Regions from separate parts of the Homo sapiens genome. Here region 2 is linked to region 1. The links are chromatin contacts, found by Hi-C or POLR2A ChIA-PET in ENCODE. All regions are on one chromosome and are shown on one strand. The core of a region is the stretch at or near the end of the contact, and the rest is flanking DNA. Distances in the headings are between cores, read along the strand shown.

The links. Hi-C counts contacts between places; a loop is a spot of excess contacts on that map. ChIA-PET counts read pairs that join two places held with the same protein, here RNA polymerase II (POLR2A). Pooled maps may share reads with other maps.
Region 2: a map of cardiac septum shows a loop between it and region 1 (6-fold over the local background). The contact joins two enhancer-like sites. A Hi-C loop is called at or near these places in 3 of 168 maps with a recorded cell type or tissue (aorta, cardiac septum and mammary epithelial cell), 1 of 37 single-sample maps with no recorded cell type and 11 of 50 pooled maps. POLR2A ChIA-PET finds 5 or more read pairs at or near these places in 5 of 52 experiments (AG04450, H1, MCF 10A and 2 more).

Annotation. Positions count from the first base shown.
Region 1 is chr1:24,019,820-24,027,697 of GRCh38, reverse strand. It overlaps LOC105376863 (a long non-coding RNA gene), which reads right to left. Exons shown (of 3, transcript XR_947072.3): 2 at 3,937-4,031. Among named protein-coding and RNA genes, the nearest start is that of MYOM3-AS1, 43 kb to the left of the region's middle. Within about 2 kb of position 4,842, at least 15 of the 41 ENCODE cell types and tissues checked have a DNase peak (open chromatin) inside an H3K27ac peak, as active enhancers do.
Region 2 is chr1:23,915,796-23,923,673 of GRCh38, reverse strand. No RefSeq gene overlaps it. Among named protein-coding and RNA genes, the nearest start is that of CNR2, 6.4 kb to the right of the region's middle. RefSeq lists an enhancer at 6,584-6,633. Within about 2 kb of position 3,626, at least 19 of the 41 ENCODE cell types and tissues checked have a DNase peak (open chromatin) inside an H3K27ac peak, as active enhancers do.

The DNA.
Region 1 (7,878 bases), core at 3,593-6,092:
ACTGCCTGAAGTCAAGAGTTTGAGACTAGTCTGGCCAACATGGTGAAACCCCATCTCTACTAAAAATGCAAAAAAAATTAACCAGACCTGTTGGCATGCGACTGTAATCCCAGCTACTCGAGAGGCTGAGGCAGGGGAATTGCTTGAACCAGGGAGGCGGAGGTTGCAGCGAACCGAGATAGCACCACTGCCCTCCAGCCTGGGTGACAGAGCAAGACTCCATCTCTAATAAATAAATAAATAAATGGACAAAAAGATAAAGCATGTAGCACAGGAAAAGAAGAAGGAAAACAGAATGATAAAATGGAAAAAAAAATCAGTTTATGGCTAAATAATCAGAATCAAATTGGACCTCTATCAGCTTATTTGTCTGGAAATAAGTAGTGAGGAAGAGTCAAAGTTTAGGCCTGAATTTAGATCAGCCCTCATGAATTCAAGGAGACAGAGGGATATGAGCCCCAGAACCAAAAGCCCCCCTTCACCCCAGGTCACCCCAGGAACTGTGGCTGCTTCCCTTTGCCTGCCACTCCTCCGAGCAGCTCCACTGCCTAAGGTTCCACCTCAACCTCTTAGAAAGAAGAGACCCTGAGATCAAGTAGTCTTGCTACATTGATCCCACAGCCTGGGGGTTGGAGAAGAAGGAAGAGTGACAGATGTTCCTGCTTGCTTCACCCTTGCAGAGCTTTTGTATTGCCAGTGTCAGTCACCCCACAAATACTTAATCCTGAAGAAAGTGAAGGTTTGTCCTAAAAGAACTCCAGCAAAAGGCAAGGCAGAACCAAACCAAACCAAACAGGTCCTGGTCAAACAGGCAGTTTTCCAAATATATCCAAAAAATCTAAATATGTCAATACATTTTTAAAAACTAGCTGGGCGCGGTGGCTCACGCCTGTAATCCCAGCACTTTGGGAGGCTGAGGCAGGCGAATCACAAGGTCAGGTGTTCGAGACCAGCCTGGCCAACATGGTGAAACCCCATCTCTACTAAAAACAGAAAAAAATTAGCCAGGCATAGTGGCGGGCGCCTGTAATCTCAGCTACTCAGCAGGCTGAGGCAAGAGAATAGCTTGAACCTGGGATGCGAAGGTTGCAGTGAGCCGAGATCACTCCACTGCACTCCAGCCTGGGCAACAGAACAAGACTCCATCTCAAAACAAAAACAAAAACAAAAACAAAAAAACAGAAACACTTTCTTCCAGACCGTCCACCATCCCCACCACAGCCCTCTACCCCAGGCACAACTACCTACCTCCCAGACACAGGTTTAAGACAGCCTCAATCTGGCTGAGTGAATTGACTCACACCTATATAGTCCCAGCACTTTGGGAGGTCAAGGCGGGAGGATCACTTGAGCCCAGGAGTTCGAGACTAGCCTGGGCAACATAGAGAGATCTTGTCTTTACAAATAAAAAAATTTTAAAAATGGTTTTTTTTTTAATAGCGCGGTGGCTCACGCCTGTAATCCTAGCACTTTGGGAGGCCGAGGTGGGCAGATTGCCAGAGCTCAGGAGTTCAAGACCAGCCTGGACAATATGGTGAAACCCTGTCTCTACTAAAAATACAAAAATGTAGCCAGACATGGTGGCACAAGCCTGTAGTCCCAGCTACTCAGGAGGCTGAGGTGTGAGAATCGCTTGAACCCGGGAGATGGAAGTGAGCCTAGATCGCGCCACTTCACTCCATCCTGGGTGACAGCGAGACTCTGTCTCCAAAAAAAAAAAAAAAAAAAATAGCCAGGCATGGTGGTGCACACCTGTAATCCCAGCTACTCAGGAGGTTGAGGCAAAAAGGATTGCTGAAGCCCAGGAGGTTGAGGCTGCCGTGAACCGTGTCTGTGCCACTGCACTGTAGCCTGAGCAACAGAGTAAGATTCTGTCTCTAAAAAGAAAAAGGAAGAAAGAAAAGACAGCTTCAATCAGAGAGGAAGTAGAGGCAAACAGAAGAAGGATGGCCTCATTTTGATTTTCTGTTGGTTCTGGAATCTGCTTCCCTCTGGCTTCCACAGTTTCTCCCCGGTTGACTTTCAGGAAAGGAGGTAGCAATCCAAACCAGTTCATCATCTAAAATTTGGGGGCTCACTGCTTCTTTTAAAATTAAGGTTGAAGTATAATTTACATACAGAAAAATGCACAGGACTTGAGTGTACAGTTTGATGAGTTTTGACAAACATATGCAACAGTGAAACCAATATCCTCAACAAGATTTAGGCCATTTTAATCAACCCAAACGTTTCCTCCATGCCACACACCAGTCAATCCCCTTCAGAGGCAACCATTGTTCTAATTTTCACAACCACAAATTAGTTTCTACCTGTTCTCACACTTCATATGAAAGGAATCACTCAGTATTGCTCTCTTGTATCTTGCTTCTTTCACTCAATCTTTTTTTTTTTTTTTTTAAACAGGGTCTCACTCTAGTGCCCAGGCTGGAGTACAGTGGCGTGATCTCGGCTCACTGCAACCTCCGCCTCCCGGGTTCAAGTGATTCTCCTGCCTCAGCCTCCCAAGTAGCTGGGATTACAGGTGCCCACCACCATGACCGGCTAATTTTTATATTTTTAGTAGAGACGGGGTTTCACCACGTTGGCCAGGCTGGTCTTGAACTCCTGACGTCAGGTGATCTGCCCTCCTCGGCCTCCCAAAGTGCTGGAATTATAGGTGTGAGCTACCACGCCCAGCCTAAATCCTAAAAGTATTTTAAAATCTAAAAATATGGGAGGCCAAGGCAGGTGGATCACTTGAGCCTATTAGTTCAAGACTAGCCTGGGCAATGTAGTAAGACCTCATCTGTGCTAAAAAAAAAAAAAAAAAATTTAACTTTTTAAAAAATGGCAAGTAACACTGGTGTCTGTAAAAAGAAGAAATCTAAAAATAAAAAAGTTTACTTTCAAAGAAAGGTTGGAGGTGGCTAAACAGATCTAGCTAAAGCCTTTGTGTCAGGTAAGTACCATTTGCTTCTGGGGAACCCCAATTCTTTTAGCATGTACCCCACTCCACTTATCTGGAAAAAAATCTGGAGCAACAATGCTTGACCTCAACCCAAAGTTATAGAAGGAAACATAATTGACTTCAAATAATATAGCAAACTTTAAGTCCACATATAAAAATTGACTGTTGTCCAGACACAGTGGCTGACGCCTATAATCTCAGCACTTTGGGAGGCCGAGGTAGGAGGGTCACTTGAGTCTACAAGTTTCAGACCAGCCTGGGCAACATAGCAAGACCCTATCTCAACAAAATTTTTTTTTTTAATTAAGCGAGTATGGTGGGGGGAGCCTGCAGTCCCAGCTACTTGGGAGGCTGAAGTAGGTGTATTGCATGAGCGCAGGAGGTCAAAGCTACAGTGAGTTGTGATCATGCCACTGCACTTCAGCCTGGGCAACAAAGCAAAGACCTTGTTTCAAATTTTTTTTTTTGAGACAGAGTCTCGCTCTGTCGCCCAGGCTGGAGTGCAGTGGCATGATCTTGGCTCACTGCAAGCTCTGCCTCCCAGGTTCACACCATTCTCCTGCCTCAGCCTCCCAAGTAGCTGGGACTACAGGTGCCCACCAACACACCCAGCTAATTTTTTCTATTTTTTAGTAGAGACGGGGTTTCACCGTGTTAGCCAGGATGGTCTCCATCTCCTGACCTCATGATCCACCCACCTCGGCCTCCCAAAGTGCTGGGATTACAGGCGTGAGCCTCCGTGCCCGGCCTCAAAATATTTATATAAATTTACTGTCACTCAAAATCTAGGTTTGAAATTCACTCTTGGTCACTAAAGGGGCAGGTGCAGAGTTTTTCTGTCCTGGGTCCTCAGCCTCGTGCCCCATTTCTAGCTCTCTTCCCTGCCCCTCTGCCACCCCACTCCTACCCCCACATGGGACTGCTGCTGTGGAATATGCTTTCTCAATTTCCCAAAAGTCTGAGGTCATCCAAAGAGCCCCCTTACTTACTTAGCAAGTACAGGAGAAGCCTTGCAAATCATTTTTTATTTGCTAGAATTTTCTTTTCACCATTTTTTTCTCCTCTCAAAAGGAAACTTTCCATCCTGCAGGAAGAAGACAAAATAATTATCTCATTCACGTGGTCAATGATAATGACTGTGATAAATGGTCCCAATAAAGAGATTCTTGGGTGAACAGGGATCTCCAAGCATTGCCACGATAGTACACAGAGAGTTTTATCTGTGGTTTATGTACACAAATAAGTTCTGATTGACAGAAAGACTGTGGACTCAACAGCTGACATGTAAAAGGGCAGGATGAGGCCAGGCGTGGTGGCTCATGCCTGTAATCCCAGCACTTTGGGAGGCCGAGGCGGGCAGATCACCTGAGGTCAGGAATTCAAGACCAGCCTGACCAACATGGTGAAACCCCATCACTACTAAAAACACAAAATTAAGCAGGTGTGGTGGCGCATGTCTATGAGCCCAGCTACTTGGGAGGCTGAGGCAGGAGAATCACTTGAACCCAGGAGGCTGAGGTTGCAGTGAGCTGAGATCACACCATTGCACTCCAGCCTGGGCTACAAGGTGAAACTCTATCTCAAAAAAAGAAAAAAAAAAGAGCAGGATGCCAAATGAGCAGGATGCCTCCTTTCTGGGTCTCCTGCCCCCCTTGTATGTCTGCAGGACTACTCGGGGAGGTGACTCCCATGCTCTCTGCCCACATCAATTTGCTTCAGGCTGTACACTTGGCTGTCTCTCTTGGACAAAAACCACCATGTGCCCCAGTTGTGGTCCCTAATATATCCTCAATGCTGGCCAGACCACTCCTGCTCATAGGTCACCGCTCCACCCTGTCACCATCACCTGATTGGATACCAGTTCTCCTCTGATTCACCCCTCATGCATGCTGCAGCTTTGAGTTGCCCAGGAGGGCCATTTCTAACCCCTGAGCAACTGTCAAAGAAAAACAAGCCAGACACTAGTTAAAGCAGTGAAAACAGATTATATGCAGTAATGAGGGGCAGTAGGGAAAGGAGCTGAGCTCTCTTCTGGTTTACCCAGAGGTGACAGCATTTTAAAGGGAGAATGGGAGTGGGAGTGGGAGTGGGAGTGGGTGGAGGCAAGCAGGGACTAAAGGGAAAAATGATCAAGTGAAAATGCAGTCGGCCAGCTGTGTCTGCTAGCTGGTGATCAACAAGGTCGGGATTCTGTCCTCCCACAGAGACTGGGAGACAGAGGCCCTCCTGATAATCACATTTCAAAGGAATGGCTTTCAGGTCTTTGAGAAAGGTAAGTTGTAGGAGATAGACACACATCTCAAAGGGGCAGAGGAAGGAGTCTCAATAGGAAGCCCTTTGCATGAATGCTTTGCAAAAGGGAGGTCAGGGGTCTATGTTAGGTGCTGGCTGCAACAAACAGTTAATTCTTTTGACAGCCCGGAGATTTTACAGACAGGAACTTAAAAGGGGGCTGGATGGTCCCAGAGATGCCACCTTAGGCTGCTAGAAGCCATGCTAGGGCTGGTCAAATCTCTTAGCACAGGAGTTTGGAGTCATTAGGTGAAAAGAGTTCTTGCAGTTCTCACTACCATCACACCAGACCCAGAACCCAACCAGGGCCACTGACCTTGCCCTTGCTATTTGCCTGCCTGCCAACAACCTCTGTTCTTGTCCATGAGCTGCCAACAGCCTCACCAATAATTGCTACTTACATATTTGACTCTGCAGCTCACAGTCTGCTGCTGGCGGAGGAAGGACTCAACTTCCTTCACAGCTTGGACTCCTGGTGCTACAGCTTCATCAACTTTTATGCCTAGATTAGTTTACTTCCCCAGTGCAACCATGAGCCACCACCTGGAGGTCCCAGTTATAGCCACACCCCGTGCAAAGAGCCACTGCCTACATCCCACCCAAGGCCCCACGTCTGAGCCTAGCATGGTGTATTCCTTCTTCTCCATTGTCGCCTCTCTCTCTGGAACACAATTGCACCTACGGTGTGGTTCCATCCCCCACCAAACATGCCCAGGTAAATTTGAACCCCAAGTGAGGGCAAAGCTCACATTTTTCACCTGGTGCTCCTAAACCTGTGTAAATAAACAGTTCTAACCATGCAGCCGGAAGCTATTTTATACTGTTATCTAATGTGGGCTTTGTTCCTGAATCTTTCCGCCCATTTGGGAAGCAGGTAGGACATTTGAAGCTCATTCCCTCAGGAAGTGATGGGGGATACAGCAGAACAAAGAGTCCATTCTTAGCTTTTGAGTTTCAAATAGACCTTTGAAATTTATGCCAGAGAGCATATTTGTGGGGGGAAATAGGGGCAGGAGTTGAATTTTTAAATCTAAAGCCTAGGCCAGGGGCAGTGGCTCACATCTGTAATCCCAGAGCTTTGGGAAGCCAAGGAGAGGATCACTTAAATCCAGGAGTTTTGAGACCAGCCCGGGCAATATAGTGAGACTCTGTTTCTACAAAAAGTAAACAAAAATTCACCAGGCATTTGTGGAGTACCTACAGTCCTAGCTATTTAGGAGGCTGAAGTTGGAGGATCACTTGAGATGGAGAGTTTGAGGCTGCATGAGCCATGATCGCGCCACTGCACTCCAACGGCGACACATTGAGATCCTGACTCATAAAATAAAATAAAATCTGGCGGGGTCCAGTGGCTCATGCCTGTAATCCCAGCACTTTGGGAGGCCGAGGCGAGCGGATCACCTGAGGTCAGGAATTCCAGACCATCCTGGCCAACATTGTGAAACCCCATCTCTACTAAAAATACAAAAATTAACCAGATGTGGTGTCACTCGCCTGAAATTCCAGCTACTCGGGAGGCTGAGGTGGGAGAATTGCTTGAACCCGGGAGGTGGAGGTTGCAGTAAGCCAAGATGGACTCCAGCCTGGGTGACAGAGTGAGGATCCATCTCAAAAAAAATAAAATAAAATAAAATCTAAAGCCTGATAAAAGTTTGTGTCTCAATAAATTCAGCGTGATGAAGTACAGCAATAGCAGCTTCAAGATTGAGAGGAGAGGGGCAAGTTGGGGAGGAGGGAGAGGGTTCTTAGGTGTGTCACTGAGAAGAGGCCCTGTTCCATGTCATGCTAGTTCCCTGGCCCATTCTCAAGGGTAAGAATGATGTCAGACCCCATCAAGTCTCACTGAGGATCCAAGAGCAGAGAAGACCAAAGGCGGATGTTCTGGGAGGCTCCTGCAGCTCAAGCTTTGGGCCCTTTACTTGCACCGGCCTCTTCCAAGGCTCTGGACCTAATTTCATATTAATGGCTTTTATTTTCTTTAGAGAAGACCCCTAGAACTGCTTCAGGATCTGCCCCTGAAGAGGCCCTCAGCCTCACTTTCTCAGAAAGAAGCCCAGGACACTAGCCTGTTGGACGTAAGACCACAAGGAGCAAAAACATACCCTGGCTGAGGCCCCAGATCAACCAGCTCCCAGCCAAACCCCCAGCCGACTGCAGTTGCAAGTGGTCTCGGCCAAGACCAGGAGAAGAACCATCCATCCCACCTCAAATAGCTGACCCACAGAATCATAAACAAATAAGACAGTGTTGTCATAAGCCACTAAATCCAAGAGTGTTTTGTTATACAGAAATAGATAACTGATGCAGTGAATTTGGACAAGTCATCAAAAAAAAAAAAGAATTTTTGGATGAGTCACTTTATTCACTCAAAATAATATTTACTGGGAAAAAAAGTGAAGGGCGGAAGAATACGCCACCCCAAAATATGCTATTTTGGCTTAAGAATTATTTTGAGTTAAAGGCATGAACACTGACATTTTTTCTTTCTGAAAGCAAATTCCCAGTGACAGTTGTTCTTTCAGGACAGGTGCAGTGGCTCACACCTGTAATCCCAACACTTTGGGAAGCCAAGGCAGGAGGATTGTTTGAGTCCAGGAGTTCAAGACCAGCCTCGGCAACATGGTGAAACCCCGTCTCTA
Region 2 (7,878 bases), core at 2,377-4,876, 100 kb after region 1:
AAAGGTGTAGAGGTGAAAATATGTGGGCAGATTAGAATTCCAGACCTAGAGAAGAGGCTCTCTAATAAGTATTTTCAGCTTGTGATCCATTGGTGAGTAATAAAAATTATTTCTTTGGCTACAAATGGCATAGTTAAATAAAATAAAATTAATTAGAACTGAATAAAATAAAAAGGAAAATATCAGAGTGTATCCCGTATAGTAAGAATTATTGGTTTCACGAAACTGAAGTTGCAATTTTACATATAGTATGTATTATATGTGTTTCTGTTTTTGTTTTTTGTTTTTATGTTGTTGTTTGTTTGTTTGTTTTTGAGATGGAGTCTTGCTCTGTCATCCAGGCTGGAGTGCAGTGGTGTGATCTCAGCTCATAGCAACCTCCACCTCCCAGTTTCAAGCAATTCTCCTGCCTCAGCCTTCCGAGTAGCTGGCACTACAGGCATGCACCACCACACCCGGCTAATTTTTGTATTTTTAGTAGAGACAGGGTTTCTCCATGTTGGCTAGGCTGGTCTTGAAATCCTGACTTCTGGTGATCCTCCCACCTCGGCCTCCCCAAGTGCTGGGATTACAGGTGTGAGCCACTGCTCCCGGCCTTATATGTGTATTGAGTCATGATATAAAATGAATCTTTCATGGATTGCAGTAAGAAAAAAAAAAGTTTTAACTTCTTACCAAACCCAGCCTGTTCATTTCACAGATGACGGGGCTGAGGCTTATAGAGAGTTAGAATGGGGCTGGGATTGGACACTGGGGTTTCTGACTCCCAGTGTCCTGTCTCCCCACACCATCCCACCTTCCAGAGGTAAAGGAACAGATCAGACCCACCTCCCAGACTCTATGGCTTCCATTATTTTTGCCATGCCAGGGACACTCAGCAATTATTCATTCAACAAATACTCTCTGAGTATTTGTCCAATCATGGGTTGGACACTTGTGCCAGGTACCGGGATAGTATGGAATTTATGATGGGTGTGTGGGATTTTACTGCCTGACATGGGTTTTCTCCTGGGTTAACTTTTATATTTTTTGTTCAGATTGGAGATGTGAAAGGAAAATTATCCCGACACTTGTTAAAATGGTGAAGATAACTTTAAGACTATTGCAGTAGGGGTGTTGCAACGGATTGCGGGGAATCAGACGCAACTCCAAATACAACACAGATAAGTGGGAATTTATAGCCAAGGAGCTCAGTGACTGGGGGGGTCTGTGGGTGGAAATTTACTATCAAAAGACTAAATTACAACAAATTGGCCAAGTGTGGTGGCTCACGCCTGGTGTGTAATCCCAGCATTTTGGGAGGCCGAGGCGAGCAGATCACCTGAGGTCAGGAGTTTGAGACCAGGCTGGCCAACACGGTAAAACCCGTCTCTACTAAAAATACAAAATTAGCTGGGAGTGGTGGCGCATGCCTGTAATCCCAGCTACTTGTGGGGCTGAAGCAGGAGAATCGCCTGAGTCCAGGAGGCGGAGGTTGCAGTGAGCCGAGATTGTGCCACTGCACTCCAGCCTGGGCAACTGAAACACTCCATCTCAAAATAAATAAATAAATAAAATTACAACAAATTTAGTTTAAAGATCTTAATTGGCATTTATTTGTGATTCTAGAATAGAGCAACACCTCATTCTGTAAAATGTAATAAGTGTTCCCATGAGCCAAGCAGAAGGTTTTAGTTTTATAGACAGAAAAGGGGTGGGGAAAGCAGAAACAGAGAACAAAAGGGGGATTCATTTCCTAGTAAAGGTTAAAGCAGAGGGAACATGGGCCAGGTGTGGTGGCTCATATCTGTCATCCTAGTGCATTGGGAGACTGGGATGGGAGGATCGCTTGAGGCCAGGAGTTCGAGACCAGCCTGGCCAACATGGTAAGACCTCATCTCTATAAAAAATAAAAAATAAAAATTTAAAGGTTTTTTTTTTTTTTTTTTTTTTTTGACAGAGTCTTGCTCTACCACCAGGCTAGAGTGCAGTGGCGCGATCTCAGCTCACTACAACCTCTGCCTCCCAGGTTCAAGCGATTCTCCTGCCTCAGCCTCCCGAGTAGCTGGGATTACAGGCACACGCCAACACACCCAGCTAATTTTTGTACTTTTAGTAGAGACGGGGTTTCACCATGTTGCCAGGCTGGTCTCAATCTCCTGACCCGTGATCTGCCCTCCTCGGCCTCCCAAAGTGCTGGGATTATAAGCGTGAGCCACCACACCCGGCCTTAAAGTTTCTAAAAAGCAGGCCAGGCGCAGTGACTCATGCCTGTTATCCCAGCACTTTGGGAGGCTGAGGCAGGCCTATTGCTTGAGGTCAGGAGTTCGAGACCAGCCTGGCCAACATGGTGAAACGCTGTCTCTACTAAAAATACAAAAAAAAAAAAAAAAAATTAGCCAGACACGGTGGTGCATGCCTACAGTCCCAGCTACTCAAGAGGCTGAGGCAGGAGAATCGCTTGCAAAAGGTGGAGGTTGCAGTGAACTGAGATCATGCCACTGCACTCCAGCTGAGTAACAGAGCAAGGCTTCGTTTCAAAAAAAAGTTTTTAAAAAGCAGAGAGCACTTTGTTATCATGCCTGCCAAAATTGGCTTGTTTGGAGGTTTGGTGTTTATCTGGCTCTCTCCTGGTTTCTCAGAAGGTCAGATAAACAACTTAGTTTTGGCTTGGTAGCATGGGCTTCGGCACGAGGAACTCCATTTCGGTCTGCTCTATTGGGCCTCGTGCAGGAAGTTCAGTTCAAATCAATGTCCTCCTATAAATTTTAACATTACTAAGAGGAGACGTCAAGAATATGGAGATTCTTGTTAAACAGACCTAACAAGATTCTTGCTAAAGGCAGGCCCAGGACATACACATCAAAGGTGGGCGATGAAGAACTTTATCAGATATCCAGGGTAGGGGGATGACTTAGCAGGATTTTTTGCTAGGACTGGGCTGGGCCAACCAAAGACAGGACAGAGCCAAGTTCAAGTTCTAATTGAAAAGACAGAGGAACCTAACTAAAGTTTGCTCAAAAAGAGTGTTTGTCAGTGACAGCATCTATATTTATCTTATTACCTTGTTTATACCAACCCCTGATATTTATATGGTGTTTTCCATTTTTTCTTTTTCTTTTCTTTTTTTTTTTTTTTTGCATGTAATTGCTAGGTGGTATTACTAGATGGAAAAACTGAAATTCAAGAAAATTAAGTCACACAGCTATTCAGTGGCAAACTGGGAACAGAGGCCCAGGTCCCTCTGGTTCAGAGCCCAGACTCTCAATCCTTGTGCTATGTTGCTTCTCATGGAAGCTGGAAAATCCAAATATAATCTTCTGCTACCAAAGCTGCCTGCCACAGTCCTCTTTTGGAGAGGGGAACGTTATCAGCCTGTGCTTGTACTGCTGGCTGAGCCCTATGGTGAGAGTCGAGACAATCACTAAATGCTCTCAGGTCCCGCAGCCTGGTAGGCTCAGATCTGCCTTGGCATCTGCCCACATGGCTATTTATAGAATTGACTGTTTACTGCTGGGGCTGGGCAGGGGCTGGGCTGGGGCTGCGCAGGAAGGCAAAGGGCAGCTCTAAAGAAATAGTCACGTGCTGGGCGCTGGCATTTTTTCAGACACTGGAAGCCCCAAGTTTGGCTCCAAACTCTGGTTCTATTAATCAACCCTCTAATTCATCTCTTCCACTGTGTTCTCTCCTCTGCCCCCATGGCCCAGCCTGGGTTCCTCAATACCTCTGGCCTGGAATTGTGGCAGCCCAGAAAGAAACACATCTAAACGTTAACAGCATCTACCTCCCTGTGGTGAGATCAAGAAGCATTTTTGTTTTCTTCCTTCTATTTTTAAAAAGTTTTCCAGCCGGGCGCGGTGGCTCACGCCTGTAATCCCAGCACTTTGGGAGGCCGAGGTGGGCGGATCACGAGGCCAGGAGATCGAGACCATCCTGGCTAACACGGTGAAACCTCGTCTCTACTAAAAATACAAAAAATTAGCCGGGTGTGGTGGCGGGCGCCTGTAGTCCCAGCTACTCGGGAGACTGAGGCAGGAGAATGGCGTGAACCCGGGAGGTGGAGCTTGCAGTGAGAGATCGCGCCACTGCACTCCAGCCTGGGCGACAGAGCGAGACTCCGTCTTAAAAAATAAATAAATAAATAAATAAATAAATAAGTTTTCCATACCATTGATGGGCATTTAGGTTAGGGGGAGAAAAAAAAAATAGAAAGAAGTTTTCCAAAATGTCCAAAATAAGAATGTTGGGTTTTTCAGGGAGACCTTTGGTGGGTTTATTGCCTTAAGCAGCCCCCTGCCGTCTATGACGCACTGTCATGGATTCTGTCCAAGGTCTCTCTTGTGGAATTGGTTCATCAAGGGATTGAATTTTTATTTACTTATTTATTTATTTTGACGGAGTCTTGCTCTGTCGCCAGGCTGGAGTGCAGTGACGCGATCTCAGTTCACTGCAGCCTCTGCCTCCTGGGTTCAAGCAATTCTCCTGCCTCAACCTCCTAAGTAGCTGAGACTACAGGTGCGTGCCACCACGCCTGGCTAATTTTTGTATTTTTAGTAGAGACAAGGTTTCACCATGTTGACCAGGATGGTCTCAATTTCTTGGCCTTGTGAACTGCCCGCCTCAGCCTCCCAAAGTCTGGGATTACAGGCGTGAGCCACGGCACCTGGCTGGACTGAATTTCTTTTATCCCGTTTCCTCCCATTTCCCGCAGCACCAAAAGTAACTCTCCTCTGGGGTACCTCTGGGTGGATAAGTATCCTTAACTTTAAATGTGTCCTTGTGAAATATGTTATACTCTTGTATATATAGACGTTTTCTAATTTACAAAATGGTCACATGTTAGAAGGCTTACTTTGCTTCCTTTTTGACGTGGCACATTGTTGGTTGCTTCTGTTTACTTTCTTTCTTTTCTTTTCTTTCTTTTTTTCTTTTTTTCCAAGACGGAGTTTCGCTCTATTGCCCAGGCTGGAGCGAAGTGGCACGATCTCGGCTCACCGCAACCTCTGCCCCACGGGTTCAAGCAATTCTCCTGCCTCAGCCTCTTGAGTACCTGGGATTATAGGTGCCCGCCACCATGCCTGGCTAATTTTTGTACTTTTATTAGAGACAGGGTTTCACCATGTTGGCCAGGCTGGTCTTGAACTCCTGGCCTCAACTGATCTGCCTGCCTCGGCCTCCCAAAGTGCTGGGATTACAGGTGTGAGCCACCGCACCCGGCCTGCTTCTGTTTACTTTCATAATTGGGGGAAAAAAGGCCTGACAAATGGGCAAAATTTGGGTCTGATGGATTTCCTTTTTTTTTTTTTTGAGACAGAGTCTTGCTCTGTCACCAAGGCTGGAGTGCAGTGGCACAATCTCGGCTCACTGCAACCTCTGCTTCCCAGGTTCAAGAGATTCTCCTGCCTCAGCCTCCTGAGTAGCTGGGATTACAGGCGCCCACCACCACACCTGACTAATTTTTCTATCTTTTAGTAGAGACAGGTTTCATTATGTTGGCCGGGCTGGTCTTGAACTCCTGACCTCAAGTGATCTGCCAGCCTTGGCCTCCCAAAGTGTTGGGATTACAGGCATGAGCCACCCCACCTCACTTGGCCCGGTGGATTATATTCTTGAAAATGATGGAAAGTAGATTTTATTTTATTTATTTATTTATTTTTGAGACAGAGTCTCGCTCTGTCGCCCAGGCTGGAGTGCAGTGGCACAATCTTGGCTCACCGCAAGCTCCGCCTCCCAGGTTCCTGCCATTCTCCTGCCACAGCCTCCCGAGTAGCTGGGACTACAGGCGCCCACCACCAAGCCCGGCTAATTTTTGTATTTTTTAGTAGAGACAGGGTTTCACCATGTTAGCCAGGATGGTCTCGATCTCCTGACCTCGTGATCCGCCCGCCTCGGCCTCCCAGAGTGCTGGGATTACAGGCATAAACCACCGTGCCCGGCGGATGGAGAGTAGATTTTAAGTGTTCTCACCACAAAAATAAGTATATGAGGTAATGCATATGCTAATTGGTTCAATTTAGCCATTCTACAATGTATATGTATATTACAAAACATCACATTGTACATGTTAAATGTATACAATTTTTGACAATTCTAAAAAATTAATTAATTTTAAAAGGAATACTGTATAGCAGGGTTTAAAAGGCAAAACATAACAACAGTTTTGGTGAAAATATGTTATCCCATATGATTGCAGACACATTTTGTTTTATTTTCCCAAGTTAATTCAGGGACCAACATTTACACTGAAAACTGAATAATCTTTTTTTTTTTTCTTTTCCTCCATCGCCCAAGCTGGAGTGCAGTGGTGCAGATCATGGCTCATTGCAGCCTTGACCTCCTGGGCTCACATGACCCTCCTGCCTCAGCCTCCTGAGTAGCTGTGAGTACAGGCATACATCACCATGCCCAGCTAATTTTTTATTTTTTGTAGAGACAGGGTCTCGCTATGTTGCCTGGGCTGGTCTCGAACTCCTGGGCTCAAGCAATCCTTCCTTCCTCCTCGGTCTCCCACAGGCCTGGGATTACGGACATGAGCCACCATGCCTGGCTTTGAACCATCTTAGGGTCAGTTGGTTCAGACAGTGCAAAGACTGCTTCCCTGTGGCCTGACAGGAAAAGTATACCTCTCGGGAATGTTCCTCCTCAGATCAGACCCTCAATATGACAGCACTCGGCCCCAGCATGGGGTAGATCCATCCTGTAGATGGCGGCATCTCACAGTACAAGGGCTGCTGAGGCCAGCTCTACCCAAGGAGCTGAGAAAACCGCCTCCTAAACCCTCACCTACAATTGCTCCTGGCCCTCCCAGGGCAAAAAGAGAACAGACTTCCCCTGTGGGCCCCATCAGCCCTGCCCAGGGGACTGAGAGATCATGGAGCTTCCTTATTGATTCTCTTGTCCAGTGCTGCCCATAGGGAGTCCAAGGACCGACAGCATCTGCTTCCCCTGGGAATTAGTTAGAAATGCAGATTCTTGGGCCCCATCCCAGAATACTGAATCAGAATCTCTGGGAGTGGGGCCCAGCAATCTGTGTTTTGGGGTTTTGTTTTTCAAGTCAAGGTTCTCTCTCTGTCACCCAGCCTGGAGTGCAGTAGCATAATCAGAGCTCACTATAACCTCAAACTCCTGAGTTCAGGCAAGACCTCCTCCCGCCTCAGCCTCCCAGAATGCTGGGATTACGGGCATGAGCCTCCTCACCCGGCCCCAATCTGTGTTTTAACAGGCCCTGTGGGTGACTTCCATGCACTCAGGCGTTTCAGGGGCACCTGTTATCTCCAACTTCCTCATTTTAGGAATGGAGAAATTGAGAACAGATACAGGAAGCAACTTGTTGGTCAGCCAGGCAATGGCAGAGACCACACAAAAACTCCGCTTCCCAGCGTTCCTTCCACTTGAACTTTCAGTAACTTCCTTTCTTTCTTCCTTCGTTCATTCATTCCTTCACTCATTCATGCCTTCCACCTCCAATTACATGCTTTGGGCTGCAATGGAGGACCAGGCGTTTGGGGACAGCCTCACCCTTCTTCCCCATGTGGGGCTTTCTCAAGGCCAGAGGTCTAGGATTCAGGATTGTGGAAGCATCTGCTAGATCTCTTCCAGCTCACCCCTGGGTCTCCAATTCCAGCCCAGATAGGAGTCTGATGTAGGCTGCAGGCGGGCCCCACTCCCCAGCTCCTTCTGGTCTTCTTTTCCTCTTTCTTGGCACCTGGGGCTCTCTGTCCCATTCCTCACTGCCAATGTCTTGCTCTTGGGAGAGATGCAAGGGCTGGAGGCTGTTACTGTTCCATTTCCCAAAGGGATGAATGATCAAATTAAAGGCCCTTCCCAGCAATGGCTTTGCGCTGAAGGAGCCAGGACTAGGTCCAGACCAGGGTTCGCAAGTTAGCATCTTGAGCTGGA